2 separate regions of the Homo sapiens genome follow, and region 1 is linked to region 2. A link is an interaction called in ENCODE POLR2A ChIA-PET data of the cell type or tissue named here. Cell type or tissue: GM12878. All regions are shown on one strand. Each heading gives the region's core, and the rest is flanking DNA. Links, peaks and the distances in the headings are about the cores only. Region 1 overlaps CRTC3 (CREB regulated transcription coactivator 3). Region 2 overlaps CRTC3-AS1 (CRTC3 antisense RNA 1).

Region 1 (14,601 bases), core at 9,602-14,601, 50 kb before region 2:
CTCACTGCAAGCTCCGCTTCCCGGGTTCACGCCATTCTCCTGCCTCAGCCTCCCGAGTAGCTGGGACTACAGGCGCCCGCCACCGTGCCCGGCTAATTTTTTGTATTTTTAGTAGAGACGGGGTTTCACCTTGTTAGCCAGGATGGTCTCGATCTCCTGACCTCATGATCCACCCGCCTCGGCCTCCCAAAGTGCTGGGATTACAGGCGTGAGCCACCGCGCCCGGCCTATTACAGCATCATTAACTACTCACCACCTCGCCATAAATTAATGATTTAGAAGGAAGAGTTGACAGAACACAACGGAGAGTTAGAGGATCTTGTTATTGGTCACTCTTTACCAATTACTAGCCGTGGCGTGTTGATCGTATGAGTGATCTCTTTTGGGCGAGGGTGAGAGGACATTTCATAATTTTTAAGTCTCACTCTGTCGCCCAAGCTGGAGCACAATGGCACGATCGCGGCTCCCTTGCCTTGAATTCCTGGGCCCAAGTGATCCTCCTGCCTCAGCTGGGATTCTTCAAGTAAATGTGACTACAGGCCCATGTCACCACACCCAGCTAATTTTTTTAATTTTTTTGTAGAAACAGGGTCTCCCTGGGCTGGGTGTGTGCCTCACACCTGTAATCCAGCACTTTGGGAGTCCAAGGCAGACGGATCACTTGAGGGTAGGAGTTTGAGTCCAGCCTGGTTAACATGACGAAACCCCATCTCTACTAAAAATACAAAAATTAACCGGGCATGGTGGCACACGCCTGTAATCCCACCTACTCAGGATGCTGCGACGTGAGAATTGCTTGCACCCTGGAGGTGGAAGTTTGCAGTGAGCCAGGATTGCACCACTGCACTCCAGCCTGGGTGACAGAGTTACTCTGTCTCAAAAAAAAAAAAAAATTAGAATTAAAAAAAGAAAAGAAAGAAATAGGGTCTCCCTATGTTTTCCAGGCTGGTCTTAAACTCCTGAGCTCAAGTGATCCTCGCACCTCAGCCTCCCAAAGGGCTGGAATTAGCCAGTGTGCCTTGTGCCAGGCATGAGCCACTGTGCCCTGCCATAATTTTTATTTTTTTTTAGAGACAGCGTTTCACTCTGTCACCCAGGCTCGAGTGCAGTGGCGCGATCACAGCTCACTGCAGCCTTGAACTCCCTGAGCTCAGGTGATCCTCCCACCTTAACCTCCCAAGCACATAGGACTACAGGTGTATACCATCACACCCGACTAATTTTTGTATTTTTTTTTTTTTGTAGAGATGGGGTTTCACCATATTGCCCAGGCTAGTCCATAATTATTGTTTTCGTGGTTCTTATGTTATTGAATTACCTTTAATTTTATTTTGCAAGATTATTTTATAAGATCTAAAAGTATTCTTGCTTTTTAGCTACATTTTAAGGAGACTGTATGGCCAGAGTGTCCCCTTTCAGATGTGTTTTTAATTTGTTTAATATTTAGATTTTTTTTAAATGAATGTTGCTGGACACAGTTGTTCTGACTGTAATCCCAGCTACTCAGGAGGCAGAGACTGGAGGATTGCTTAAGGCCCGGAGTTCAAGACCAGCCTTGGCAACATAGTGACACCCTATCTATCTCTTAAAAAAAGGAAATTTTAAAAAGTGAATGTTATTCATGCACATAGTTTAAAAAGTAAAATAGTTCTAAAGGGCTTGTTATAGAAAAACAGCTGTCTTTCCCTCTCGTTAGGCATATTCCTCACTGCCTAGAGATGGCTGTCAACCATTTTAACTAATCTCTTTGGTATAACCATGTTATTATTATTTTGAGACAGAGTCTTGCTCTGTCACCCAGGCTGGGGTGTAGTGGTGCGATCTCAACTCACTGAAACCTCCACCTCCCAGGTTCAAGCGATTTTCCTGCCTCAGCTTCCTAAGTAGCTGGGACTACAGGCATGTGCCACGACGCCTGGCTACTTTTTGTATTTTTAGTAGATACAGGGTTTTACCATGTTAGCCAGGCTGGTTTCGAACTCCTGACCTCAGGCAGTCTGCCCGCCTCGGCGTCCCAAAGTGCTGGATTACAGGCATGAGCCACCTCACCCAGCCTAACCATGTTGTTTTATGCTTTTTTTGTTCTACATTTTTGGTGTTAGGCATTATCTAATGACATCCTACCAATGAAGATTAGAATTTAATTCTCTTTCCACTCTCCCACAGACTCCACCACACACATATGTGCGCACATGTGCACACACAATTTCCTACCCACCCTCCTCATTTATTATAATTTTGGTTAGAGCAATACTCAATATTTAGTGTTTTTATAGTTACAATGTAGTCAGAGTTGACATATAGTATACTATGAAACAAGAAAATGAGAATTTTTTTTCCTCTTGGGAGTTAATAAATGTCTGACTTTTTTTATTAGCCTGGTTATCTATATGTATCTATGTGTATGACTAATTCAGTCCCCAACTCTTGGAGTTGGGCAGATCTCCTCTCGACACATTCAAAACTAAATTCTCTAGTAGCTCTATAGCAAAGAGTGCCTGTGACTTTGTATGACTTAAAATGTCTTTATTTGATCTGCCATTTAATTATTATTTGGCTGAATATAGAATTCTAAATTTGAAATAATTTTCCCTTGGCATCTATTGCCTATTCATTTGTAAGTTGCATTGAGAAATCCAGTGCCATTCGGACTCTTAACACTTTGCATGGAATCCCCCTGCTCCACCCCAGGCTTGTGAGATCTTTTTGTCCCCAGTGTTCTGAAACTTCAAGATGATGTGGCTTGGCGTGAGTCTGCATATTTGGTGGGTTCCTTCAATCTGGAAACTCACAGCCTTCATTTCTGGGAAATGTTCTTTATTTCTTCAATGATTTCTTCCCTTCAGTTTTCTCTGTTCTTTCTCTCTGGAACTCTACGAATGTTGACTATCCTGGACTTTTCCTCTATTATCCTTATCTTCTCTCTCTCCTCTTTTGCTTCTCTGTGGTTGCTTCCTTGTTTGTTTGTTTTGCTTTGCTTTCTGGAAGATTGTCTCAGCTTTATCTTCCAACACTTCTGTTGAGTTTTCCATTTCTGCTCTCATTTTTAAATTGCTATGAGTTCTTTTTTGTTCTCTGAGTGTTCTTTTTTAATAGCATCATACTTATTCCACAGATGCAATATCATCTTTTATCTCTCAGGTTTTTAGTGGTCTTTTTTTTTCGAATTTATCTTTATTTTCTATAATAGAATTTTCCTAAATTGCATAAAAGTAGAGAACATAATACAATAAGTCCTCCTATACCCATCATTTACCCTCAACAATTAATTTTTTTTTTTTGAGACAGGGTCTTGCTCTGTTGCCCAGGCTGGAGTGCAGTGGTGTGATCTCGGCTCATTGTAACCTCCGCCATCCAGGTTCAAACCATTCTCCTGGCCTCAGCCTCCCGAATAGCTGGGACTACAGGTGCACACCACCACACCTGGCTAATTTTTGTAATTTTTAGTAGAGACGGGATTTCACCATGTTGGCCAGGCTGGTTTCAAACTCCTGACCTCAGGTGATCCACCCACCTCAGCCTCCCAAAGTCTGAGATTACAGGCGTGAGCCAGCACGCCAGCCTTGTTATCTTGTTTCATCCATACCCTGCTTTTAAAAATTGCAGATATTTTAATATGTATCTCTAATAGATAAGGATTTTCTTAGTAGCCTAAATATTGTCATGCTGATTTTGGTTTTTCACAACTACTTCTTCCTGCACACATCTTTCCAAGATTGTGTGTGTCTGCTCTGGCCTCTGACTTTCACGGCAGATGGTTTCCTCAGGGCCTGGTGATCCTCAGTGCTCTGCTCATGTTTAAGAACAGGACACTGAGGGGCTGTCTCCTTGCGGCTCTACACTAGAGCGGAGTATGAGACTGAGGCGAAGGGAGTCATGGCAGGACAAGCGTGTAGAAAGTTTTTTCCACTCTCTGACTGAGTATTGGTTGGAAGGAGCGCTGCTAAAACTGTAACCAAAGGAGGCATTTTGCTTCCAGAAAAATCTCAAGGAAAAGTATTGCAAGCAACAGTAGTCACTGTTGGATCGGGTTCTAAAGGTAAGGCTGGAGAGATTCAACCAGTTAGCGTGAAAGTTGGAGATAAAGTTCTTCTCCCAGAATATGGAGGCACCAAAGTAGTTCTAGATGACAAGGATTATTTCCTATTTAGAGATGGTGACATTCTTGGAAAGTACATAGACTGAAATAAGTCACTACTGAAATGGCATCAGTGTGAAGCTGCCCATTCCACTGAAGTTCTGAAATCTTTCATCATGTAAATAATTTCCATATTTCTTATAATAAACTAATGATAACTAATGACATCCAGTGTCTCCAAAATTGTTTCCTTGTACTGATATAAACATTTCCAAATAAAAATATGTAAATGAGAAAAAAAAAAGGACACTGAGAAGCTGGCTGGCAGCTCTGTGTATGTGGGCAGGCCTGCTGAGTGTGGTCTTCATTGTAGAATGATCTAGCTTGGTCATTTCCTTGGGAAACTCCTGGTGTCATAAGTTTTACATTCTTCTCTGGCCAGGCGTGGTGGCTCACACCTGTAATCTCAGCACTTTGGGAGGCCGAGGCGGGTGGATCACCTGAGGTCAGGAGTTCGAGACCAGCCTGGCCAACATGGTGAAACCCCGTCTCTACTAAAAATACAAAAATTAGCCAGGCGTGTTAGCATGCTCCTGTAATCTCAGCTACTCGGGAGACTGAGGCAGGAGAATTGCTTGAACCCAGGAGGTGGAGGTTGCAGTGAGCCAAGGTCATGCCACTGCACTCCAGCTTGGGTGACAGAGCAAGACTCTGTCTCCAGAAAAACTCTGTCTCCAGAAAAAAAGATTTTCTCTCTTCAGGCCTTGTCAGGTTCCCTAAAGGACACTCTTCCAATGTCGCACCTCGGCATATCAGGATTCCGGCATCCTGTGAGCCGGGTTGGGAAAGAAAGGTGGAGATCTTAAGATTCGATCGTGAAATTTCTTCTAAAGAATAAAATACCTAGGAATCCAACTTATAAGGGATGTGAAGGACCTCTTCAAGGAGAACTACAAACCACTGCTCAATGAAATAAAAGAGGATACAAACAAATGGAAGAACATTCCATGCTCATGGGTAGGAAGAATCAATATTGTGAAAATGGCCATACTGCCCAAGGTAATTTATAGATTCAATGCCATCCCCATCAAGCTACCAATGACTTTCTTCACAGAATTGGAAAAAACTACTTTAAAGTTCATATGGAACCGAAAAAGAGCCCACATTGCCAAGTCAATCCTAAGCCAAAAGAACAAAGCTGGAGGCATCATGCTACCTGACTTCAAACTATACTACAAGGCTACAGTAACCAAAACAGCATGGTACTGGTACCAAAACAGAGATATAGACCAATGGAACAGAACAGAGCCCTCAGATATAATGCCACATATCTACAACCATCTGATCTTTGACAAACCTGACAAAAACAAGAAATGGGGAAAGGATTCCCTATTTAATAAATGGTGCTGGGAAAACTGGCTAGCCATACGTAGAAAGCTGAAACTGGATCCCTTCCTTACACCTTATACAAAAATTAATTCAAGATGGATTAAAGACTTAAATGTTAGACCTAAAACCATAAAAACCCTAGAAGAAAACCTAGGCAATACCATTCAGGACATAGGCATGGGCAAGGACTTCATGTCTAAAACACCAAAAGCAATGGCAACAAAAGCCAAAATTAACAAATGGGATCTAATTAAACTAAAGAGCTTCTGCACAGCAAAAGAAACTACCATCAGAGTGAACAGGCAAACTACAGAATGGGAGAAAATTTTTGCAATCTACTCATCTGACAAAGGGCTAATATCCAGAATCTACAAAGAACTCAAATTTACAAGAAAAAAACAAACAACCCCATCAAAAAGTGGGCGAAGGATATGAACAGACACTCTTCAAAAGAAGACATTTATGCAGCTAAAAGACACATGAAAAAATGCTCATCATCACTGGCCATCAGAGAAATGCAAATCAAAACCACAATGAGGTACCATCTCACACCAGTTAGAATGGCAATCATTAAAAAGTCAGGAAACAACAGGTGCTGGAGAGGATGTGGAGAAATAGGAACACTTTTACACTGTTGGTGGGACTGTAAACTAGTTCAACCATTGTGGAAGTCAGTGTGGCGATTCCTTAGGGATCTTGAACTAGAAATACCATTTGACCCAGCCATCCCATTACTGGGTATATACCCAAAGGATTATAAATCATGCTGCTATAAAAACACATGCACACATATGTTTATTGCAGCACTATTCACAATAGCAAAGACTTGGAACCAAGCCAGATGTCCAACAACGATAGACTGGATTAAGAAAATGTGGCACATATACACCATGGAATACTATGCAGCCATAAAAAATGATGAGTTCATGTCCTTTGTAGGGACATGGATGAAGCTGGAAACCATCATTCTCAGCAAACTGTCGCAAGGACAAAAAACCAAACACCACATATTCTCACTCATAGGTGGGAATTGAACAATGAGAACACATGGACACAGGAAGGGGAACATCACACACCGGGGCCTGTTGTGGGATGCGGGGAAGGGGGAGGGATAGCATTGGGAGATATACCTAACGTAAATGACGAGTTAATGGGTGTAGCACACCAACATGGCACGTGTATACATATGTAACAAACCTGCATGTTGTGCACATGTACCCTAGAACTTAAAAAAATAAAATATTAAAGAAAAAGAAATTTCTTCTAAACCCTGTGTTTTCAGTAAAGTGCCTCACCTTCTAATATCCAGAGACCCTTAGTTTTATTATCTCGAAAGTAGAACCTTCCAGTCTCCTGGCAGGTGGCAGGATGGTGGGGGCCAGTGCGCAGAAGCACACTCAAGGCAAGGGCTCTGCAGGTCCAACTGCCCCTTACACAAACTGTGACCAGAATCTCCTGGTTTTAGCTTCACCGCCTGCTCCCTGCTGTCCCCAGTCCCAGAGCCCTGTGGGGACTGAGTGCTGTCAGTGAGATTGCCTCCTGGTTTTTCCTCACTGCCAGCCTAGCATCGGGTTTTCTCAGCTCTGCTAAGCCAGCTGCCACCGGGCCATCTGCTGCTCATTTTCCAGCTTTTGTTGCCATTTTCTTCTCTCCCGTTATCTTTGTCCTCGTGTTGTTTGTTATCATTTAGTGTTCTGTGCTGTTGTTTAGTGTTTTTTATTAATGCTTATTGCTTGTTAATGTTGTAGTGTCTTGTTTTAACAGGATTTGGGGATGACAGAGCTAAGGGCCTTTTTCAATTTTCCACTTTTAACCAGAAGACACGGCTATAAAACAAAACAAAACATGATTTTCACGGAGAAAACTGAAAGGAAATTGGTTAAATTGGCTGTTTTCTTGTTTAGTTCTTTTAAGACAATAGAACTTGTCATTGAATGGAACATGCTTTGTGGGGAAGTAAAATTTGAGATATACTTTGAAGGATGAGAAACGGGCTTCTCACAGCATTGCACAGAACACCGCGGTGAGGAAAATCTCAGGCTTCCTCTCACTCTGACATTTCCTAATCCTAAAGGACTTAACGCCAGAAACGCAGAAGCTCATTAGTGGCTTTGTGTGTTTGTTTTGCAGATGGTGTCCTCAGACCGAAGCCAACTTTCCTTTCTGCCCACAGAAGCTCAAGCCCAGGTGTCGCCGCCACCCCCTTACCCTGCACCCCAGGAGCTCACCCAGCCCCTCCTGCAGCAGCCCCGCGCCCCTGAGGCCCCTGCCCAGCAGCCCCAGGCAGCCTCCTCACTGCCACAGTCAGACTTTCAGCTTCTCCCGGCCCAGGTGAGTTCTGGCAGGAGCGTTGGTGCAGAGGGAATGCTTGTTTTGCTCTGAGTTCCAAGCTAAATGATCATCTCCTTATTCCCTGAAGGGCTCATCTTTGACCAACTTCTTCCCAGATGTGGGTTTTGACCAGCAGTCCATGAGGCCAGGCCCTGCCTTTCCTCAACAGGTGGGTGATCGCCCCTGCCTTCTCCTCCCTTGGTGCATAAACTGTACCATTTAGGTTGTTCATTCTGTAGAATTCAGAACTGAGCAGACCAGACATGCCACTTTCCTGGTTCTGGTTGTGTTCTGTGGCTAGAAGAGCCTTTCATCTTCTTTGGCCCTAAAATGCTTTCTCTGGCTGCCTTATTTAGTATCAGGCTTCAGCAGAGGAACTATTGGAACAATCGGCAGGAGACTTTTGATGACACTCTCGTTGTAGAACTGTAAAATCATGAACACTGGAAGGGACACAGCACCTGCCTCCTCAGCGCCCTCATGTTGAAACTGAGGCATAGGGAGAGTGGCGCCTGCTCCCACCGCAGAGTCAGAAGGTGGCGCCGCATTTGGCCTGCACCCAGGCTGGTGCACCCAGCACAGCGTGGGGCCTCCTGGGGAGAGCTCAGTCCTGGGGAGTGAGGGGAGTGCGTTCCGTAAGGTATTTTCAACTCGGCCACTTTCTTTTACAGTTTAGTTTTTTCCTAACATTGACTATTTTTAATATTCTAGATTTTATAGTATTCAATAGTATTCAATAAGTATGGACTGGGCCCTCCGATGGATTAAGGAGTGGAAGAAGGGTTGAACAGGTTCCAGAACTTTTTTTTTTTTTTTTTTTTGAGACAGAATCTTAATCTGTCGCCTAGGCTGGAGTGCAGTGGCGTGATCTCGGCTTACTGCAACCTCCACCTCCTGGGTTCAAGTGATTCTCATGTCTCAGACTCCTGAGTAATTGGGGTTACAGGCATGTACCCCTACACCTGGCTAAATTTTATATTTTTAGTAGAGATGGGGTTTCACTTTGTTGACCAGGCTAATCTTGAACTCCGGACCTCAAGTGATCCACCCGCCTTGGCCTCCCAAAGTGCTGGGATTACAGGTGCGAGCCACTGTGCCCAGCCAAGAACTTAATAAAATAGCTGGGCATAGTGGCTCACGCCTGTAATCCCAGCAGTTTGGGAGGCCGAGGCGGGCGGATCATGAGGTCAGGAGATCGAGACCATCCTGGCTAACACGGTGAAACCTTGTCTCTACTAAAAAATACAAAAAAATTAGCTGGGCGTGGTGGCAGGCACCTGTAGTCCCAGCTACTCGGGAGGCTGAGGCAGGAGAATGGCGTGAAGCCGGGAGGCGGAGCTTGCAGTGAGCTGAGATCGCACCACTGCACTTCAGTCTGGACAACAAAGCAAGACTCTGTCTCAAAATAAGTAAATAAAATAATAATAATAAAATAAATTAAGATAGCTGTTTCCTAAGCAGGCCACAGATGAAGCTTTGTGGCAAGAACCAATCCTCCTTGCCTCCCTGTTTCCCAAAGAGCCATTTTAGTCTAGGTGGGAATCACCGTCTCCCTGAAAAATGATAGACACTTCTTTTGAGACTTTTTTTAAAATGGCTTAGAAAATTAATTTCAGGAAAGGAACCTAAAATTGGCACTGGTTATAACCAGTCCTCATAGAGGCTTTCTCATAGGGAGGAGCTTGCCTGAGTTTCCTCCTTCTGAGTGTGAAAAGGAAAGCCTTCCCCTTTCTCAGTTTTCTAGAAACCAGGGAAGAGGCCAGGTGCAGTGGCTCACACCCATAATCCCAGCACTTTGGGAGGCCAAGGCCAGTGGCTTACTTGAACTCAGGAGTTTGAGACCAGCCTGGGTAAAATACAGCAAGACCCTGTCTCTAAAAAAAATACAAAAATTAGCCAGGCATGGTGGCATGTGGTCCCAGCTATTTGGGAGGCTAAGGTGGACGGATTGCTTGAGCCTGGGAGCTGGAGGTTTCAGTGAGCCGAGATGGCGCCATTGCACTCCAGCCTGGGCAACAGAGACCCTATCTTTAAAAAAAAAAAGAAGAAAGAAACCAAGGAAGAAGAGTCCATACTTCCTTGGTTATAGACAGAGCCTTTGAAGGGTTCCCACAGAAGGCAGTTTGCAAAGGCCTTGGTGAGGCTGAGGACAGATGTCTGAGGGGCCACAGAAACCATGAGCATTGGTGTCTCTTGGGATGGTGTAGTGGGCTGGGGAAAAGTCACCACGCTGTGGACCTCAGGGACCCCTCCTCCACCCCAGCGTCTGCCTGCCTGACAAGAATATTGTGCATGCATTACCATAAGAGCAAAGCACTCTGGGATCCTGGAAAGAAGGGAATATGGATTAGTTTGCAAGTCAGGTTTTGCTCTGGGAGCACATTGCAATACTCACTTCCTCCTTGGAAACAGAGGTGTGGCCTTCCTCACATGACCTTCGATGCTTCCAGGTGCCTCTGGTGCAACAAGGTTCCCGAGAACTGCAGGACTCTTTTCATTTGAGACCAAGCCCGTATTCCAACTGCGGGAGTCTCCCGAACACCATCCTGCCAGGTGAGCGAGCTATCCCTCAGCTTCTTTACTGCTTTTATGTTGTTGTGTGTTCAGGAACCTTCATAAGAGAGTTTAAACAACATAATATTATATAAAGCAAAAAGTTAACGTTCCCTGGGTCGACTTGACTTTTTGAGATGCAGGTGTCCAGCCTCAGAGACCGTGACACAGGGCGGTGGGCCTGGTAGTCAAAGCCTTTTCTGAAAGATTTCATCTGGCCCAGTGCGGTGGCTCACGCCTGTAATCCCAGCACTTTGGGAGGCCGAGGTGGGCGGATCATCAGGTCAGGAGATCGAGACCATTCTGGCTAACACAGCGAAACCCCGTCTCTACTAAAAAATACAAAAAAAATTAGCTGGGCATGGCGGCGGGCGCCTGTGGTCTCAGCTACTCGGGAGGCTGAGGCAGAATGGCACCAACCCAGGAGGTGGAGCTTGCAGTGAGCCGAGATTGTGCCACTGTACTCCAGCCTGGGCAACAGTCTCCAAAAAAAAAAAAAGATTTCATCTTAGGTGACTGATGACTGTTCAAAAGGAAAAAACCTGCAAAAATTGGGAGTTGTGCAACTGACTGACAAGAATGTAGATTCCAGGGCAAGAACTGTGGGCCTGGGGGTGGTCAGGATGTGTGGGATAGCAGTTTAGGGGACTGTCATCAGCTGGGTTTGCTTAGTAGCCTGGAGCCTTCGCGCCTCCTAACCGCACTGTTTTCCCCTCTGGCCACTCCTTTCAGAAGACTCCAGCACCAGCCTGTTCAAAGACCTCAACAGTGCGCTGGCAGGCCTGCCTGAGGTCAGCCTGAACGTGGACACTCCATTTCCACTGGAAGAGGAGCTGCAGATTGAACCCCTGAGCCTGGACGGACTCAACATGTTAAGTGACTCCAGCATGGGCCTGCTGGACCCCTCTGTTGAAGAGACGTTTCGAGCTGACAGACTGTGAACAGAAGGCAGTGGAACAGAAGAATGTTTTTCTGCAACAGCCAAAATAGAATGGAATAGAATGAAGCCAGCTGATACCACGGGCTTTCGTTATCTTGACATAGAAGGAAGCAATGCCACGGCTCCAGGGTTTCAGATGAGATCCCATCTCAGACACTGTGGCTTCCTCCAGATCACACAGCTTTGTACTGCCTCTCCCGCCTGTGGCCAAAGTCGTGTTGCAGCAGGCAGGCTGCTTGGAGCTTCCCATGAACTGGAAAGCTCACCTCCACTGCATCTTTTTACTGGCCATCCAGTCAGCCGATGTGTAAGAGTAGGAAATACTGTGTCACTGGAGGCCTCCGTAGCATTGTGTAGTGTGCTCAGAACCACTGATCTCCGTCCGCACCGAAGGCGGGCCCGGAGTGGGAGGCTCGGCCTGGGGCGGCGGCACCGGAGAGGGCACCTCGATGCCTGCTCTGACCTGACCCAGAGGGCGAGGCCCTCCAGCGGGGGACATTCCCAGGCTGAGTGGACCCCACGGCTCTCTCCCACGCCTGGATTACGACATGAAGTTTTTACCACAAGCCCGAGGGCAGGCTTGAGTTAGGCAGACTGAAGGCTAATTTTCATTTTCTCCCAGCTGGTTTCTGCTGCTTCAGAAAAGTACACCTTTTCCTTATGGACCAGAGGAAGAGGAAGACCATTTTATCAGTCACTGAAAAGAGTCCCCTGGCACTGATGAGCCTGAAGAGAACTGTGCTCCTCCTCGGGGGCTGGGGAAGGAAGACAGGGACTGCAGGTGTCTCATACTCAGTGGCCTCCAGACAAACTCCAGACAAGCACAGACCTCCCCACTAAGAGCAGCCAGAGGGAGCTGGTGAGGCCCTAACCCCACCCACCGAGCAACTGAGCTTCCCCATCCCTCCCCAGAGCTGTGTCTCTGTGGGCTGGGAGTCTAATGTCACCCCCCTAGACCGTAAGCTCCTTGAGGGCAGGGACAGTGCCTTATCATTGTTGAACCCGTAGCACCTAACACGTGCGTGGCAGCACAGTCGTGTGCTGGAGTGAGTGCTGCAGAACCGTGCGTGCAGCGCATGATGAATGAGTGCGTCCGCCATGCCGTAAGGCAGGCTCACCTGTAGCTATCCCCTTCCCTGCCAGATCTTCTCAGAGCTTTAGCTTTTCTAGCACTCGTGCCTATGGTGAAGCATGCACTTTAATATGCTTTTAACACTAGGTGACCAAATCACAGTGAAGCCGGGCACTGCATTCTCCTTGGGCTGTGCTCCACGCGGGTGGGTGGGAGCTGTCTTCTGAGTACATCCGGAAGGGCTGAGCAGGTGAGTGCCCTGAGCATCCTGGCTGGGCCCCACCCAGGAAGATCTTCCTTCTCAGATCCACGTTTGGCTCTAAATTGCTTCAAGTAGAGATTCATTCTTTGAGGTTGAAAAAATAGTTTATAGTAAAACGAAGGCCTAATTCATGGAAGCATCATTAGTCATCAATACCTTCTCATAAAATAGATGGGCCAGATTTCCACCACCGCCTGCCTCCTCTAACTTGGGTGATGCCAGTAGGTTTGAAGGGGGCAGAGCACTGCAGGGGGAGGGGGGGGTCTAGGCTGTGAGAGGACAGGGTGGAGAGGAGGAGAACCCTGAAGGAGAGACGGAAGATGCCAGGACCTTTGCTTGGACAGCCATTGCCCTTCCAGGAGACCCTGGAGTGTACTGAGGGTTGCTGGACTGTTCCACCCAGAGGAGCAAGGCTGTACAATGAGGGTCTGAATCTGGCACACCTGTCCCTTATGTAAAAGGAGTCGTGGTCACAAGACCCTGGGCTGGTTAGCCTCTCCCGACCTCATTCCATTTCTATCTTCTGACCTTGCCTCTCATCTTTAAAATAACCCTCATGGGGTGCCCCTCCACCTTCCTCTGGAATCCAAGTATTCCTGTTTCACATTTGCCCCAAATCTTTGCTGTGGAATTGGGAAATCAAACCAGAGTCCTCCTCGCCTGATTTCCAGCTCAGGAAGGGCCTGCTGGCCTGCCCTGTTCCCAGTTACACTTTCAGATCCCTTTGTGCTCAAGATCTCAGAGGGGGTGGCTTTTTGTTAAAGAGCCTTCAGTCGCAATGCTACCCAGCACCCCATGTGCCAAAAGAAACCAGCTCCTGTGTCAAAGGGCTTCCAAACCTGATCTCACTCTCAACAGGCGATGGTGCTGATGTTTCAAGAATTGTGTTTTTATAAAACAGAGGTCTCAGCATAGTCACTCTTCACATAGTGCCTTACCCATGGGTATCGTCATATCCGGGTCCCAGTTCAGTTTGTCTGCACAGCAGCCACCCTGCCTGGCAACAGAGACCCCAAGACCTACACAGTGAACCCTACTGCCCCAAAGGCGTTCTCCAGGTGACTTGTGAAAACAGACCTCCGGGGAAGTGATTTATTGGGGGTGTACACTGGGGGCAATATGGTTTAGCACTGAATTCAATTTGTCCTTAGGTCTATGAGTGAGTCCGATCTTTTCTTGTGAAAGGTTTTGGGCATCGTACAACCCACTCTGCCTAGAAGGTGTGGAGGACTCACCACGGGCAGGGTCGCCCTGGCCCACAGCACGTGAGCCTGCACTCACTGCGGCCTTTGTAACAAAACCAGTTGTGGTCCTCAGCATTTGAAGCAGCTGCATACTTCAGAGTAAACTATTTTTCATTATTTAGTTTTGTCACAAGAAATCGACCATTGTACTACTCTCACTTACAGCAGTTAAACAGCATAGAACTAAAAACCTGTCTGCATTTCCATTTTTTCTTTCTGTATGGTTGTGGGTTTTAGGACATAGGGGGTTAGGAGAAGGGGTTTCTTGATCATGTCATGAATTCTCCTTTGTCCTGTTTCTCCTGTTTCATTTCTCCTCCGCCTGCTGTATATTACCTGAGCTGGTGTTGTATCTTCAAGTCCATATGCGTATTTGCAGACCTTTCCTGTTCCCACTCTTGTTGGCTCTTCTGATTTATGCACAGATGGTTCCCAGCATGTGTCCAGTGCTTCATGGATGGGACCATCCCAGCAACTAATCAGACTTCCTGCCAGTGTCCTAACCCCCAGGGCACCCTGTTCAACCATATTTAAAAATTGGAATTTGTATAAAGTTGCTTCCAAGTTTTATAATGCATCATTTTACATCTTTTGTAATTAAAAGCATCACAATGAGGTTGTCTCTGCATTTGGTGGTGTTTTTCTTCACTTGGGTGAGGGGTTGGTGGGGAGCCTTAATCTCACCGCCTCCTGCACGGCTCAGCCTGCAGCTAGGATTTGGAGCCTTGGCAA
Region 2 (15,869 bases), core at 6,326-11,325:
GCACTCTGGGAGGCTGAGGCGGCTGGATCACCTGAGGTCAGGAGTTTGAGACCAGCCTGACCAACACGGTGAAACCCTGTCTCTACTAAAAATACAAAATTAGCCAGGCGTGGTGGCACATGCCTGTAATCCCAGCTACTCAGGAGGCTGAGGCAGAAGAATCGCTTGAATCCAAGAGGCAGATGTTGCAGTGAGCTGAGATCATGCCACTGCACTCCAGCCTGGGTGACAAGAGCAAAACTCTGTCTCAAAAATAAAATAATAATAAAAATAATAAAAAATTAAAAAAATAAAAAATAAACCTGCTTCCTAGTCTCTGGCTCCTCTCTCTCGGCCTGTCCAACCGCTTTATAAGTTGGATGTGGGTGGTCAATACAGTGACTCAGAACTACCAGTTCTCAGACATTTCCCTCCCAGCCCTGCATAGGTGGTCTAGCATCCCATGCTGGGATTGGGAGGGGCTGCCCTGCCTGTCTGGGGCCTCAGCCAAGCCTGAGGCAGAAGGAGCCTGCTAACTACCATCCAGGTGCTCATTCGAGGCCCCTCTTCTCCTCGCCTCAGGATTCTTTCCCATTCCTATTTACTCAACCTCTCCCTCCTAACTAGAACCTGCCCACTGACATTTAGACATATTTAAATCTCTCCTGAAATTAAAAAAACAAACAAAAAACTGCTTTGAAAACCCCAAATCTCCTTGCAGCTACCTCCTAATTCTCTCCTCCCTTTCAAAGCCAAACTTGTGAAAAAGCTGTCTGCATCCACAATCTCCCTTTCCTCACCTCCCACGCATTCCAGTCTGGCTTCCCCCCTCATCAGTCCCCAGAAGCATCTCTCCCTAAGATGGTCAGCGATGCTCAGACCGCCAGGCTGAGCCTGGAGAGCAGTAAGCTGGCCTGGCCCGGGCAGGACCTTGGCCATGGGAGCAGCAGTAGGGTACACAGTGGTTGGTGTTACCCAGGGTTGTCAATGTCAACTGCAGACGATAAACTAGAACTTCTGTGCAGTTCCAGAAAGAATATCTGGCCTTGAGTCCTGAGGCTATGCCAACACCTACTTACCTTCATTGATTCATTCATCCATTCAATAACTCTTTACTGAGCACACTTGGGCCAGACCCTGAGGTAGGCACCTGTTATAAACTTGGTCTCTACCCTCATGGAGCTAACTGCCTGGGCATTGGTCAGAGTCATGAAAATACACAAAGACGACCGAGATGCTTGATGGAGAAGTACAGAGTGTATTACTGTGGGATCAGATCTAGCCTGAAAGGTCAAGAAGAGATTTTCAGGCTGGGATCTGACCAATGAGTAGGAATTAGCTAGTCCGGGAGGAATGGGGAGAAAGAGATGATAGAAGACTGGGGGAAAGGTGTCTCTTGGGGACAAAGAAGCCAGGGATTCCAGAATTGAAAAGGACCAGGAGGAAGCAAGTAGGGAGGGGTGGGGAGAGCTGGACAGAAATTATTTTTCTCTTCTTTTTGAGATGGAGTCTTGCTCTGTCACCCCGGCTGGAGCGCAGTGGCACAATCTACACTCACTGCAACCTCCACGTCTGGGGTTCAAGCAATCCTCCTGCCTCAGCCTCCTGAGTATCTGGGACTACAGGTGTGCACCACTATGCCCAACTAATTTATTTGTACTTTTAGTAGAAACAAGGTCTCACCATGGTGGCCAGGCTGGTCTTGAACTCCTGAACTCAGGTGATCCGCCCGCCTCAGCCTCCCAAAGTGTTGGGATTACAGGCGTGAGCCACTGTGCCCGGCTGAAATTAGGTTTTTCTCTCTGCCCCTCAGCCTTTGTGCCAAGCCTTTCTCCTGCCTCACTCTGAAGGACTTTAGCATCCTCCACTCCCTTGATGTGGTCGACCCTTTTATTTCTCTTTCTCCCAGGACTCTGTCATGCCCGAGCTCTTGCATGTGCCTCCTCTGACCTGAATGTGAATGTTCTACAGAGCTCTACCCAGGCCTTACTCCCCTTCCCAACTCTTTTTCTTGACATCGTCTCCCACATTAGACTGTCACTTCTAACAGATCTCCAGTCCCAGAACTCTCCCCTGAGACCCAGGTTCAGAGATCTCCTTGCCCAGTGATCATCTTCACACAGATACCCTGCTCACTATCTTAAACACAGCAGATTGTAGAGTTAGAAAATGTTAAGTCTCACTTTCGCTGAGAAAATGTAGAAAGTAACATAAAGCAGCCAGGTGTGGTGGCATGCACCTGTAGTTCCAGCCGCTTGGGAGCCTGAGGCAGGAGGATCGCTTGAGCCCAGGAGTTTTAAGGCCGCGTGGAGCTATGGTCACACCCTGTACTCCAGGCTGGGAAACAGAGTAAGATTCTGTCTCTTAAAAAAAATTAAATTAAAAATAAGCTAAAGCCTTTTTGTCCCCAAAAACTTGATTAAAAATAAATCAACGAAGACACAGAATCTTGAACAGAGCCTGAGCCTTCCACCTGAACCTATACACTTGACGCAGATGGTGGGCTGAGACTAGCCTTTCTTTATGCCGATAAGGAAACCGAAGTCAAACGAGCTTTGATTAGTTGATTAATCATGTTGAAACAAGGTCCCAGTAAAGCTAAATTTAACTGTGGCCTGCTCTAGATTCCAAATTGCATGCTTCCTCTTTTATAGTTTTTGCCAACTCATTGTAATTGGATTGCTGAGTCTGAGTGATGGGTATATGAAGACTTCATTACACTTCTCTTTTGTGCATATTGAAATTTTTCATAATAAAAATCTAAAAGGAAACAATGTCTCTTTTTTTCTTTTCTTTTAGCCTGTCTTGGCTACTTGATTAGTGCTTGTCTACAATGTAACTCTTAAACTTACTGCTATGAGAGAATTGCTTGGACTCATGAAACACGCTTTTTGGAGGAAATTAGGTGATATGAGACATATAACTATGCCCTGTAGTTGCAAATGACATCATTAGTGAATTAGTTTTCTTTTTGCTTCTTTTCTTTGTTCTTCTAACCATATGTGTGTGTAAATGTGTGCGTGTGTATACCCTGAGAATTTCTGTGCAGGGAGGAAGTGGTTCAATCTGCTTGTCTCTGAGCAGCCGTTGGCTTTTAGAATAAAGAAATGACTCTGCCTTGTTTCTGATTCAGATGCAACATGAGGCTTGTTTTCATCCATGAGGTCTAAATTCAAACACCTGTCTTCTCCCCCTATAAAACATAATCCTCTTTCCCCATAACATTGAAGGAGAAAAAAAAACTTGGCTTTACATGCTGTTTAGGTTAGATCTGTAAGAGGAGCTTAAGTGCTGATTACAAGAAACACTGAGAGAATGAAAACTAGTTTGGAAACCTCATGTGGCTCAGAAAACTCCATATGACAAAGATACCACACAGCTTATGTAGGCATCCAGGTCAGAAGGGCAGGTGCACAGGAGCCTAATTTGTAAAGGCCATTGTCATATTCCATCTAAGGACTGACTCAGCCCTCCCATTCCTTCAACCATAACTTTTATTCCTTTCCACACCTCTCCCACTACTGTCTTCATTTCAGCAGAAAAAGACAATCTCTCTTGACCAAAATATGAGGCCTACAATAGTAGCATTTGGCACATTTCACCCACCTTGTTTAAATTTTTATTTTGATATACAGTCATCCCTGGATATCCATAGTGGATCGGTTCCAGGACCTCCCTCAGACACCAAAATCCATGGATGCTCAAGTCTCTGATATAAAATGGGGTTGTATTTGCATATAACCTATGCACATTTTCCCATATACAGAATGTTAAATCATCTCTAGATTACTTATAATACCTAATAAAGTATAAATACTATGTAAATAGTTGTTATATTGTATTATTTAGGGAACAAGGACAAGAAAAAAAAGTCTGCACATGTTCACTACAGAAAATAAAAACATTTCTTTTGATTCAAGGTTGGTTGAGTCCACAGATGCAGAACCCATGGATATGGAGGGCTGACTGTTAAGTTCAAACATAGAGAAATCCCATAAGCACAGTATAAGAAACGCTATAACTTTTACTCTGGCCCCATTTTTTTTCTCTCTTTCTTTCTAAGTGCTGGAGTTTATCAATTTTATTAATATTTTCAAAGAATGAAATTTTGTGGGCTTTTTGAAACAGGGTCTCATTCTGTCACCCAGGCTGGAGTGCAGTGGCACAATCATGGGTTAACTGTAGCCTCTACCTCCCAGGGTCACCTCCCACCTCAGCCTCCCGAGTAGCCAGGACTACAGGCATGCACCACCATGCCCACCTAATTTTTGTATTTTTTTGTAGAGACAGTTTCACCATGTTGCCCAGGCTTGTCTTGGACTCTTGATCTCAAGCAATCTGCCTGCCTCGGCCTCCCAAAGTGCTGGGATTACAGGCATGAGCCACCATGCCTCGCCTAACATATCTTTAAATTTCCTTTGTGATTTATTCTTTGACCCATGAGTTACTTAGTAGTATGTTGTTTAATTTCCAATTACTGGGGGATTTTCTAGATTTGTTTTTGTTATTCTATCTAATATAATTCCATTGTGGTCAGAGAACATCATCTATAAGATATCAGCCTCTTAGTATTTATTGACCTACTTATAGTCCAGCATATGGTCTATCATGGGGAATTTTTTATGTGTCCTTGAAAAAAAAAAGTGTATTCTGTAGTTATTTGGCACAGTGTTTTATAAATGTCAGTTAGGCAAGGTTGGTTAATTGTGTCATTCAATAAAATCACATACTTAGTGATTTTTGTTTTCTTGGTCTATCAGTGACTGACAGAGAGATATTAAAATCTCTAATCATAACTGTGGATTTGCCTAGTTATTGCTTTAGTTCTATTAGCTTTTCCTTCATGTATTTTGAAGCCCCATTACTGTTATGGACTGAATTGTGTCCTCCCCCAAAATTTGTATGTGTAAGTCTTAACTCTGAGTACCTCAGAACATGACTGTAATTGGAGCTAGGGTCTTTACAGAGATAATTAAGTTAAAATGAGGTCATTAGGGTAGGCCCTAATCCAATATGACTGGTGTTCTTATAAGAAGAGGAAATTCTGACACAGACACAGAAAGAGGGAAGATAATATGTAGACAAAGGGAGAAGATGGCCCTCAGAAGGAATCAACCCTGTCGACACCAATGTCTTGGATGTTTAACCTCCAGAACTGTGAGAAAATAAATTTTGGTTATTGACACCATCAGTCTGTGGTGGCTTTCTATGGCAACCCTAGCAAACTAATAGTTACTAAGTGCACACATTTAGGATTGTTAAGTATTCTTGATGAATTGATTCTTCTATAAAGTTTTTCTTCTTGTATCTACTAGTACTCCTTATCTTGATGCCTACTTTGTTTGATATGAATACAACCACATCAGCTTTCTTGTTTGTTCTTATTCTTGTTTATATTTCACCTTCTTATCTGTATTAAATATATATTTCTCTATCCTTTTATTTTCACTTTTTTGGTCTCTATATATTCAAAGTGTGTCTCTTAAGACAGCATAGCCAGGTGTGGTGGCGCATGCCTGTAATCCCAGCACTTTGGGAGGCCAAGACAGGCAGATTGCTTGAGTCCAGGAGTTTGAGACCAGTCTGAGTGACATGGTAAAACCCCACCTCTACAAAAAAATAAAAAAATTAGCCAGACGTGGTGGTACGTGCTTGTCATCCCAGCTACTTGGGAGGCTGAGGCAGGAGGATCACTTGAGTCCAGGAAGCAGAGGTTGCAGTGAGCTGTGATCATGCCACTGCATTCCAGCCTGGGCCACAGAATGTGACCCTGTCACAAAAAAAAAAAAAAAAAAAAAAAAAATCCCCGAAGCCAAAACAAAACAAAATAAAATCCAGCATAGATTCGGGTCGTTTTTTATTCTGTTTAATAATCTTTGCCTTTTCATTGAAGTGTTTAGTCCATTTATATTTAATGTAATGATTGCAATGATTGTGTTTAAATCTACTATATTGCTATTTGTTTTCTATTTGTGCCACCTATTTTTCATTCTGTTCTCTTTGCCTGCCTTCAATTAATCAAATATTTTTATTAGTCCATTTTATTTCTTCTATTGGTTTCTAGCTCTACCTCTTTATATAGTATTTTCAGTTTAGCTCTAGGTGATTACAGTATGCATTTTTATTTATTTATTTATTTATTTATTTATTTATTTACTTATTTGAGACAGAGTCTCGCTCTGTCACCAGGCTAGAGTGCAGTGATGCAATCTCTGCTCACTGCAACCTCCATGTCCTGGGTTCAAGTGATTCTCCCGCCTCAGCCTCCCAAGTAGCTGGGACTACAGGTGCACACCACCACGTCCAGCTAATTTTTTGTATTTTTAGTAGAGACGGGGTTTCACCATGTTGGCCAGGATGGTCTTGATCTCTTGACCTCGTGATCTGCCCGCCTCGGCCTCCCAAAGTGCTGGGATTACAGGCATAAGCCACTGTGCCCGGCCTACATTCTTAATTTATTACATTTTGCTTAGAATTAATTTATCCATAAAATGTATAACCTAAAGAGAGAATAATTTCATTTACCCTACCTGTCCTTCTGCTATTATTGTCATATATTTTACTTTTACATGTTTTATTTTTATTTATTTTTGAGATAGAGTCTCATTTTATTGCCCAGGCTGGTGTGCAATGGTACAATCACGGCTCACTGCAGCCTCAACTTCCCAGGCTCAGGTGATTCTCCCACCTCAGCCTCCTAGGTAGCTGAGACTACAGGTACACATCACCATGCCAGTCTAATTTGTTTGTATTTTTTGTAGAGAGGGAGTCTAACCACGTTGCCCAGACTGGTCTCAAATTCCTAGGCTCAAGTGATTCTTCTGCCTCAAACTCCCAAAGTGCTGAGATTACAGGCATGAGCCACTGTGCCTGGCCTTACATGTTTTAAATCTTACAATAAATTATTATTGTTTTTGTTTGGTCAGTTGTTTTTTAAAGAAATTATTTTTAAAATTAAAAAAATATAGGCTTTTATATTAGCCCATATAAGATGTTCTTCATTCCTTTCTGTAGAATGTACCATAATTTATTTATCCATTCACCTACTGAAGGACATCTTGGTTGCTTCCAAGTTTTGGCAGTTATGAATAAAACTGCTATAAATATCTGTGCAGGGTTTTATGTGGACATACGTTTTCAACTCCTTTGGGTAAATACCAAGGAGTGCCGTCACTGGATATCTTTGCCTTTCAGCCTGATGAACAATCTTTAGTGCTTATTGTAGTGCAAATCTGATGAAAATGAATTCTCTCAGCTTTTGCTCATCTGAAATTGTCTATATTTCATGTTATGTCTTCCAGTAACTGTGAGTCCCATGTGAGCATAACTGACAAGAAAAGACACACAAGTTCTTAGCATGTTGCTGGGTCAAAGAATAGCATTGTTTTCTTAGTCTGGTGAGATGATGAATGAGAAAATTATAGTTATAGCCAAGTGAGTGCCAAAGACTTCAGGAGGCAGTGGGTTTTTACAAACTTGTTTGGATTGGTGAAGTATCTTTGTTTTGGGATTGCCAATCTCCTTCAACTGAAGAGGAAGTTAAAACAGACATCCAAAGCCGGGCGCTCAAGCCTGTAATCTCAGCACTTTGGGAGGCCGAGGTGGGCAGATCGCTTGAGGTCAGAAGTTCGAGACCAGCCTGGCCAACATGGCGAACCCTGTCTCTACTAAAAATACAAAAATTAGCCAGGCATGGTGGTGGGCGCCTGTAATTCCAGCTACTCGGGAGGCTGAGGCAGGAGAATCGCTTGAACCCAGGAGGCAGGGGTTGCAGTGAGCTGAGATCCCGCCACTGCACTCCAGTCTGGGCGACAGCACAAGACTCTTAAAAACAAACAAACAAAAAACAAACAAACAAACAGAGATCCAGGATCATTCCATAGCAAGAAGAACAGAATCACAACCAACAGCCCCTGGTGGCTGCTCCTCATGAAGCACAAATGATTGCAGTGGTTGTTTCCCTGGCAGCTCCTGTTTTTGTGTCAAGGGCAAAGCTCTAAGCAGCATTGCTCTGTCTCTTCATTCCCCTCCCTGCCCACATTAGAGAAGTATTTTTGCAGTCATGGATTCAAGGCCAAAGGCCCCTATTAGCAATGTTTCAACGAAGTTTTTTTTCTGGTGTGTATCCCAATTTTAGGATGTGTATCCCAATTTTAGGATGTGTATCCCAATTTTAGGCTGCACATGGCAGCATGGTTTATCAGGGATGGTTGGTTTCTTAGGTTGGGTTCCCGAAAACAAATTTTGAGACAGAAGCAATGTGCAAATGATTTATTAAGGAAGTGCTCCCAGGAGAAACAATTAAAGGAATGCAGAAAAGAAGTAAAGGAAGAGGAAGATGCCAAGCAAGGCTTTGATGCTGGCCATGTCCCAGCCTCAGCCTGATGCAGAGGTGAGTTCTGAAGGGGAAATTACACTTTATAGTTTTGTTCCACTGCAGTGAGGGAGCTGGGCTTTCACATCAGTGAAAGTGCAGGCTTTCCTGCACCAGTCAGTGGTTATGAACACAGGTAGGAAGGACACATAAACTCTCAGGCCATTCTCACTCCCTTTATATGCTGGTGTGCACAGCAACCCCAGCAGACCAGGTGTGATGCCCTCAGGTACAAGCCACTGGAAACAAAGGTCACAGAAAGTGGAGGATAACAGGACAGAAATGGTAAAAGGGATCCAGGGGGATACAGGTGAAGCACCAACAGCATCTGCCACGGTAGGACATGTGAAAAGAAGGCCTTGACACGCTTTTTATAGAATGCTTTGTACTAATTTAGGAGGATATCATTTAATATATTATTGCTTTTAAGTGGGTTCCCCTGGGAGTATAGAGGGACGTGTCATGGGCCAACCCATTAATATTTCAAGATGAGAATGTCTCTTTGACAGCTGTGCATCTTATACTTGCAAGAACTCTGGGAACTATCTAGGCCATTTGAATCAGGTTTCTGCACACATCTTGACCAATTTAGTTTCTGAAATTCTATTTTGTCATTTTATACCCCCCCACCCGCTGATTCTATAGTGAAAGTCAGTAGTCAAAGTCTTGTTGCATCTGAAAGCCTTCACAGACTTCCTTTCCCATTTGACCTATGAGGTTTGTGTCTCATTGTATTAAAGGACAAGGATATTTCTCTCTTTTTTTTTTTTTTTTTGAGACGAAGTCTCGCTCTTGTCCCCCAGGCTGGAGTGCAATGGTGCGATCTCGGCTCACTGCAACCTCCACCTCCCGGGTTCAAGTGATTCTCCTGCCTCGGCCCCGCTGGGATTACAGGTGCCTGCCACCACGCCCAGCTAATTTTTGTATTTTTAGAAGAGACGGGATTTTACCATGTTGGCCAGGCTAGTCTAGAACTCCTGACCTCAAGTGATCCACATGCTTTGGCCTCCCAAAGTGCTGGGATTACAGGCGTGAGCCACCACGCCCGACCTCTTCTTCTTTTTTTTTTTTTTAGAGATAGACTCTTGCTCTGTTGCCCAGGCTGGAGTGAGTGGCACGATCCTGACTCATTGCAACCTCAACCTCCCGGGCTCAAGCCATCCTCCCACCTCAGTCTCTTGAGTAGCTGGTATTACAGGTGCACGCCACCATGCCCGGCTAATTTTTTAATTTTTTAGTAGAGACGCGGTTTTGCTATGTTGCCAAGGCTGGTCTCGAACTGCTGAGCTCCAGTTATCTGCTTGCCTCAGCCTCCCAAATTGCTGGAATTACAGGTGTGAGCCACCATGCCTGGCAGATATTTCAAATTTGAGTAGGAAAACTTTTAACAACTCTTTGATGATGACAGTGTAGTATATTTTGTATATGGTGATAGTTCTACACATCTCTAAACATATATTTCTATTTATGTGATCAGTATTTTTTCATCTGGATGAAATTAACAGAATAATACTGTTGTGAATCATGCCGTTCCATTATCTGTCAAAAAATGGCAGAGACAGGCCAGGTGCAGTGGCTCATACCTATAATCCCAACACTTTGGGAGGCTGAGGCAAAAGGACTGCTTGAGCCCAAGAGTTCAAGACCAGCCAGGGCAACATAGTGAGACCCCCATCTCTACCAAAAAAAAAAAAAAAAAGGCAGACATGATAGTACTGTGGTCTACAATGGAACACACTGGAACATATCCATAGCATCTAATGACTTTTATCAAAAGTCCTTCATTCATCATACCCCCTTTATTTCACATGAGCCATTCCAGGAATCATGTGAACAAGAAGAAGATTCTTGAGTGCCATCAAGTGGCCATTTGGGGAAAACCACAGGTGATCTGGGTGTAAGACCATCAGCCTCTACATAATTTCCTCCCTGAATTTGGGGTCTGGTTTTGGAGCAGAGAAATGTTAAAAAAAAAAAAAAAGTTGTCAGAGGAACCTAGTTGGAGGTTGAGGATGAAACCAAAGCCATGGCCTGAGAAGGGAGAAAATGGCTGAAGTAGCCAAAGATTATTTTTTTAAAGACTTTATTTTATTTTATTATTTTTTTTGAGATAGAGTCTCACTCTGTCACCCAGGCTGGAGTGCAGTGGTGCAATCTCGGCTCACTGCAAGCTCCGCCTCCTGGGTTCAAGCGATTCTCCTGCCTCAGCCTTCCGAGTACCTGGGATAACAGGCGCGCGCCACCACACCCAGCTAATTTTTGTAATTTTAGTAGAGACAGGGTTTCATCATGTCAGCCAGGCTGATCTCGAACTCCTGACCTCAGGTGATCCACCTGCCTTGGCTTCCCAAAGTGCTGAGATTACAGGTGTGAGCCACTGTACCCGGCCAGACTTTATTTTTTTGAGAGCAGTTTTAGGTTCATAGCAAAATTAAGAGGAAGGCACTGAGATATCTCATATGCCCCCCCAACACATGCACAATCCCCCCCATTAACAACATCCCCCACCAGAGTGCTACATTTATTACAACTGATGAACCTACATTGACACATCATCACTCAAAGTGTATAGTTTATATTAAGGTTCATTCTTGTTGTTGTACAATCTATGGACAAATGGAAAAATATATAGGACATGTGTCCACCATTATAGTATCATACAGAGTATTTTCACTGCCCTAAAACTCCTCTATTCTCTGCCTATTCATCCCTTCCTGCCCTCAGCCCCTGGCAACCACTGATCTTTTTACCATCTCCACAGTTTTGTCTTTTCCAGAATGCCATATTGTTGGAATAATACAGTGTGTAGCCTTTTCAGACTGGCTTCTTTCACTTAGCATTATGGAATTAAGTTTTCCTCATGTCTCTTTACGGCTTGGTAGCTCATTTCTTTTTAATGCTGGATAATATTCCATTGTTTGAATGTATCACAATTTATCCATTCACCTACTGAAGGACATTTTAGTTACTTCCAAGTTTTGGCAGTTATGAATAAAGCTGCTATAAATACCTGTGCAGGGTTTTGTATGGACATAAGTTTTCAAAGCCAACATTGGATCATATGGCAAGAGTAGGTTTAGTTTTGTAAGAAACTACCATACTGTCTTCCAAAGTGGCTATGCCATTCTGCATTCCCATCAGCAATGAGAGTTCCTGTTGCTCCACATGCTTGCCAGCATTTGATGTTGTAAGTGTTCTGGACTTTGGCCATTCTAATAGGTATGCAATGACATCTTATTGTTGTTTTATTTTGCTTTTCCCTGATGAAAGGGAAATGTGGAGCATCTTTTCATATGCTTATTTGCCATCTGTTTATCTGCTTTGGTAAGGTGTCTGTTAAGGTCTTTGGCATATTTTTGGGTTTGCTTTTGTTTTTTGAGACAGAGTCTTGCTCTATTGCCCAGACTGGAGTGCAGTGGCACAATCATGGCTCACTGCAACCTCCGCCTCCTGGGCTCAAGCCATCCTCCCATTTCAGCCTAGCAAGTAGGTGGGACAACAGGCCTGCACCACGACACCCAGCTAATTTTTATATTTTTTGTAGAGACGAGGTCTCACTATATTGCCCAGGCTGGTATTGAATTTCTGGGTTCAGGCAATCTTACTGCCTCAGCCTCCCAAAGTGTTAGGATTATAGGTACGAGCCACCATGCCAGGCCTTTGACTCATTTTTTAATCAGGTTGTTTGTTTTCTTATTGTTAAGTTTTGAGAATTCTTTGTATATTTTGGATAATGGTCCATTATCAGATATATCTTTTGCAAACATTTTCTTCTAGTCTGTCTTGTCTTTTTGTTCTCTTAAGAGTGTCTTTTGTAAAGCAGAAAATTTTAATTTTAATAAAGTCCACCTTATTAATTCTGTCACGGATCATGCTGCTGGTGTTACATCTCAACAGTCATCACCGACTAACTGCAACCTCCACCTCCCAGGTTCAAGCAACTCTCCTGCTTCAGCTATCTGAGTAGCTGGGATTATAGGCATGCGCCACCATGCCTGGCTAATTTTTGTATTTTTAGTAGAGACAGGGTTTCACCATGTTGCCCAGACTGGTCTCTAACTCCTGACCTCAGGTGACCTGCCCACCTCCAAAAGTACTGGGATTACAGGCGTAAGCCACCGTGCCCGGCTGGAACATCTCATAACACTTCTTTAGAAGATACTTGGAAGGCATGTAAAAGTCATTAATCTAAAAACATTTGGAAATTTATTTCTCCTCATTGTTTTCCCATAAATGTGAACAACCCAAAAGTTATAGATGGGCCAGGAGCAGTGGTTCACGCCTGTAATCCCAGCACTTTGGGAGGCCAAGGAAGGCAGATCACTTAAGGTCAGGAGTTCGAGACCAGCCTGGCCAACACTGCGAAACCCCGTCGCTACTAAAAATACAAAAATTAGCCAGGTGTCATGGCGCATGCCTGTAATCCCAGCTACTCAGGAGGCTGAGGCAGGAGAATTGCTTGGACCCTGGAGGCAGAGGTTGCAGTGAGCCAAGATCGCACCACTGCACTCCAGCCTAGGCGATAGAGCTAGACTCCGTCTCAAAAAAATAAAAATAAAAAACAAAAGTTATAGGTGGAATAAAAAAAATTGACAGATTTATTAGGAGAGTAGACGTTTTGATAAAAACAATCAATTAATCACCTATCAGAACGTCAGACAAAAATCAAAATGGGCACATTACACCACTTCATGCTCTAAAACCAATGAACAGACTCATCTACATGAAAGATGATAGTAAAATGTCTTTAAGGATAGTAAGGGTTCATTCAGGTGGGCAGTAATTGCAACAGTTGCAAACCCAAGTATTAGTCAGGGTCCTGGCGGAAAAGAGTTGGCAAACGCAAGAGAGAATTTTTTTTTTTTTTTTTTTTATGAGACGGAGTCTCGCTCTGCCACCCAGGCTGGAGTGCAGTGGCGCAATCTCGGCTCACTGCAACCTCTGCCTCCCGGGTTCACGCCAATTCTCCTGCCTCAGCCTCCCGAGTAGCTGGGACTACAAAAATTTTTTGTATTTTTAGTAGAGACAGGATTTCACCGTGTTAGCCAGGATGGTCTTGATCTCCTGACCTCGTGATCCGCCTGCCTCGGCCTCCCAAAGTGCTGGGATTACAGGTGTGAGCCACTGCGCCCAGCCAAAAGAGGATATTTAAGAGATGCTAATGAAGCAATTACTTACTAAAGTATAGGTAGGGTTCAGGGAACCACAAAGAATGAAACTAGCAACAGAAGGAAACCACCACCACACTTTTTAGTTGAGAGGGCAAAAGGAAGGAGAGGTTCTTGAAATCTGATGTATAGCTACAGCACAAAAGCCACCTGACAGGGGTTATGACCTTGGGCAAAGGATGCAGCCACCAGTGAACCAGGACCTGGCTCTGTACTCCCACCCTTTGATCTGTTGATACATGTCACAGGCCAAACCCAGCCTCCTGATTGACAGAGAGAAATGAGTCTGAAGGACCAATCAGAAAAAGATCTAGTACATCCAACTTCAATTTGGCTTTAAAAAGTTAGGGCATTTTGGCTGGGCATGGTGGCTCATGACTGTCATCCCAGAGCTTCGGGAGGCTGAGGTGGGAGGATGGTTTGAGACCCGGAGGTTGAGGCTGCAGTAAGCTATGATGGCACCACTGCACTCCAGGCTGGGTGACAGAGCACAACACCATCTCAAAAAAAAAAAAAAAAAAAAAGCCTCGCATGGTGGCTATCAAGTCTGTAATCCCAACACTTTAAAGAGGCCAAGGAAGGAGGATCACTTGAGTCTAGCATTTTGAGACCTGCCTGGGCAACACGGTGAAACCCCATCTCTACAAAAAATACAAAACTTAAAAAGAAAAAAAAAATCAAAAATTAGCCAGGCAACACATACGTGTGGTTCCAGCTACTCTGGAAGCTGACGTGTGAGGATCACATGAGCCTGGGGAGGTGGAGGCTGCAGTGAGCTCCAGCCTGGGTGACAGAGTGAGACCCTGTCTCAAAACAAAACAAAACACAACAAAACATACAAAATTAGTCGGGCTCCCCCTTGAGCCCAGGAGTTGAGGCTGGAGCAAGCCATGATGCGGCCACTGTACTCTATCCTGGGCAACAGAGTGAGACACTGTTTCTGAAAAAAAAAAAAAAAAGTTAGTCCGGGTGCAGTGGCTCACGCCTGTAATCCCAGCACTTTGGAAGGCCGAGGCGGGTGGATCATGAGGTAAAGAGATCGAGACCATCCTGGCTAACACAGAGAAACCCCGTCTCTACTAAAAATACAAAAAATTAGCCAGGTGTGGTGGCAGGCGCTGGTAGTTCCAGCTACTCAGGAGGCTGAGGCAGGAGAATGGCGTGAACCTGGGAGGTGGAGCTTGCAGTGAGCTGAGATCACGCCACTGCACTCCAGCCTGGGCGACAGAGTGAGACTCCATCTCAAAAAAAAAAAAAAAAAAAGTTAGGGCATTTTATTATTTCATTAAACAACATTTCCTGAAGTAGGGCAGCTAAGCCCCATGGTTGGTGGATTTGCTGACGTTGTGAAGGGCCCTCAGTCTTTCTGTCTTTCTCTTCATTCCATCCTGATCACAAGAAGGCTGCTGCAGCTCCAGATGCCACAGTCAGCCTCAGCAAGGATTAGCAAAAGAGAATGAGTCTTCCTGGGGGTCTCTTTTAAAGAATGAGGAAACTTCTTGGAAGCCTCCCCATGAAATCTGTCTCATGGGCCAGAACTGTATCACATGTCCATGCTGGGCCAATCCTCATCCAGGGAAAAGGTACCCAGCTAATCAAGATTTGCCCCTGAGCTGGGGAAGGTGTTGGTTGGCGGAGGGGAGCATAGATGTGCCTACAAAAACCAAGATTCTGCTAACGGAAAAGAGGGAAGAAAGGCTTTGTGAAGGCAAAGGTGTATGAAAAAGACTGCAAGACAATTGTGAGGTTTTTAGTAGACTGGAGGTAGAATAAAGATGTTGGAGGCTGGGCACAGAGGCTCGTGTCTGTAGTCCCAACACTTTGGGAGGCTGAGGTGGTAGGATTGCTTGAGGCCAGGAGTTCAGAGACCAGCCTGGGCAACATAGACTCCATCTCTACAAAAAAATACAAGCAGGCAGCCAGGCGCCGTGGCTCACACCTGTAATCCCAGCACTTTGGAAGGCCGAGGTGGGTGGATCATGAGGTCAGGAGATCGAGAACATCCTGGCTAACATGGTGAAACCCCATCTCTACTAAAAATACAAAAAATTAGCCGGGCGTGGTGGCGGGCGCCTGTAGTCCCAGCTACTCGGGAGGCTGAGGCAGGAGAATGGCGTGAACCCGGGAGGCCGAGCTTGCAGTGAGCCGAGATCGTGCCATTGCACTCCAGCCTGGGCCACAGAGCGAAACTCCGTCTCAAAAAAAAAAAAAAAAAAATACAAGCAGGCATGATGGCTCACACCTGTAATCCCAGCACTTTTGGAGGTGGGTGGATCACTTGAGGTCAGGAGCTTAAGACCAGCCTGGCCAACATGGCAAAACCCCGTCTCTACTAAAAATACAAAATT

What was found. ChIA-PET counts read pairs that join two places held together with the same protein. Peaks named below come from ENCODE experiments on the same cell type or tissue, not always from the same donor. Only the 100,000 strongest peaks of a DNase experiment are listed, where the experiment ranks them.
Region 1: POLR2A ChIA-PET joins it to region 2 with 10 read pairs; 9 of 35 experiments call an interaction of 5 or more read pairs at or near these places.

Annotation. Positions count from the first base shown.
Region 1 is chr15:90,630,849-90,645,449 of GRCh38, forward strand. It overlaps CRTC3 (CREB regulated transcription coactivator 3), which reads left to right. Exons shown (of 15, transcript NM_022769.5): 12 at 7,598-7,798; 13 at 7,887-7,967; 14 at 10,249-10,351; 15 at 11,084-14,497. The coding sequence ends at 11,292. It overlaps CRTC3-AS1 (CRTC3 antisense RNA 1), which reads right to left. Exons shown (of 4, transcript NR_120372.1): 3 at 10,194-10,409. It also overlaps the pseudogene HSPE1P3. Among named protein-coding and RNA genes, the nearest start is that of LINC01585, 22 kb to the right of the region's middle. RefSeq lists an enhancer at 9,876-11,075. In GM12878, for the core only: no CTCF peak of the experiment used is centred there; no DNase peak of the experiment used is centred there.
Region 2 is chr15:90,683,652-90,699,520 of GRCh38, forward strand. All of the region lies in intron 2 of CRTC3-AS1 (CRTC3 antisense RNA 1), which reads right to left. Among named protein-coding and RNA genes, the nearest start is that of CRTC3-AS1, 26 kb to the right of the region's middle. In GM12878, for the core only: a CTCF peak has its summit at 10,224 (motif pointing left); DNase peaks (open chromatin) are centred at 8,600, 8,920 and 10,210; H3K27ac peaks cover 3,202 bases.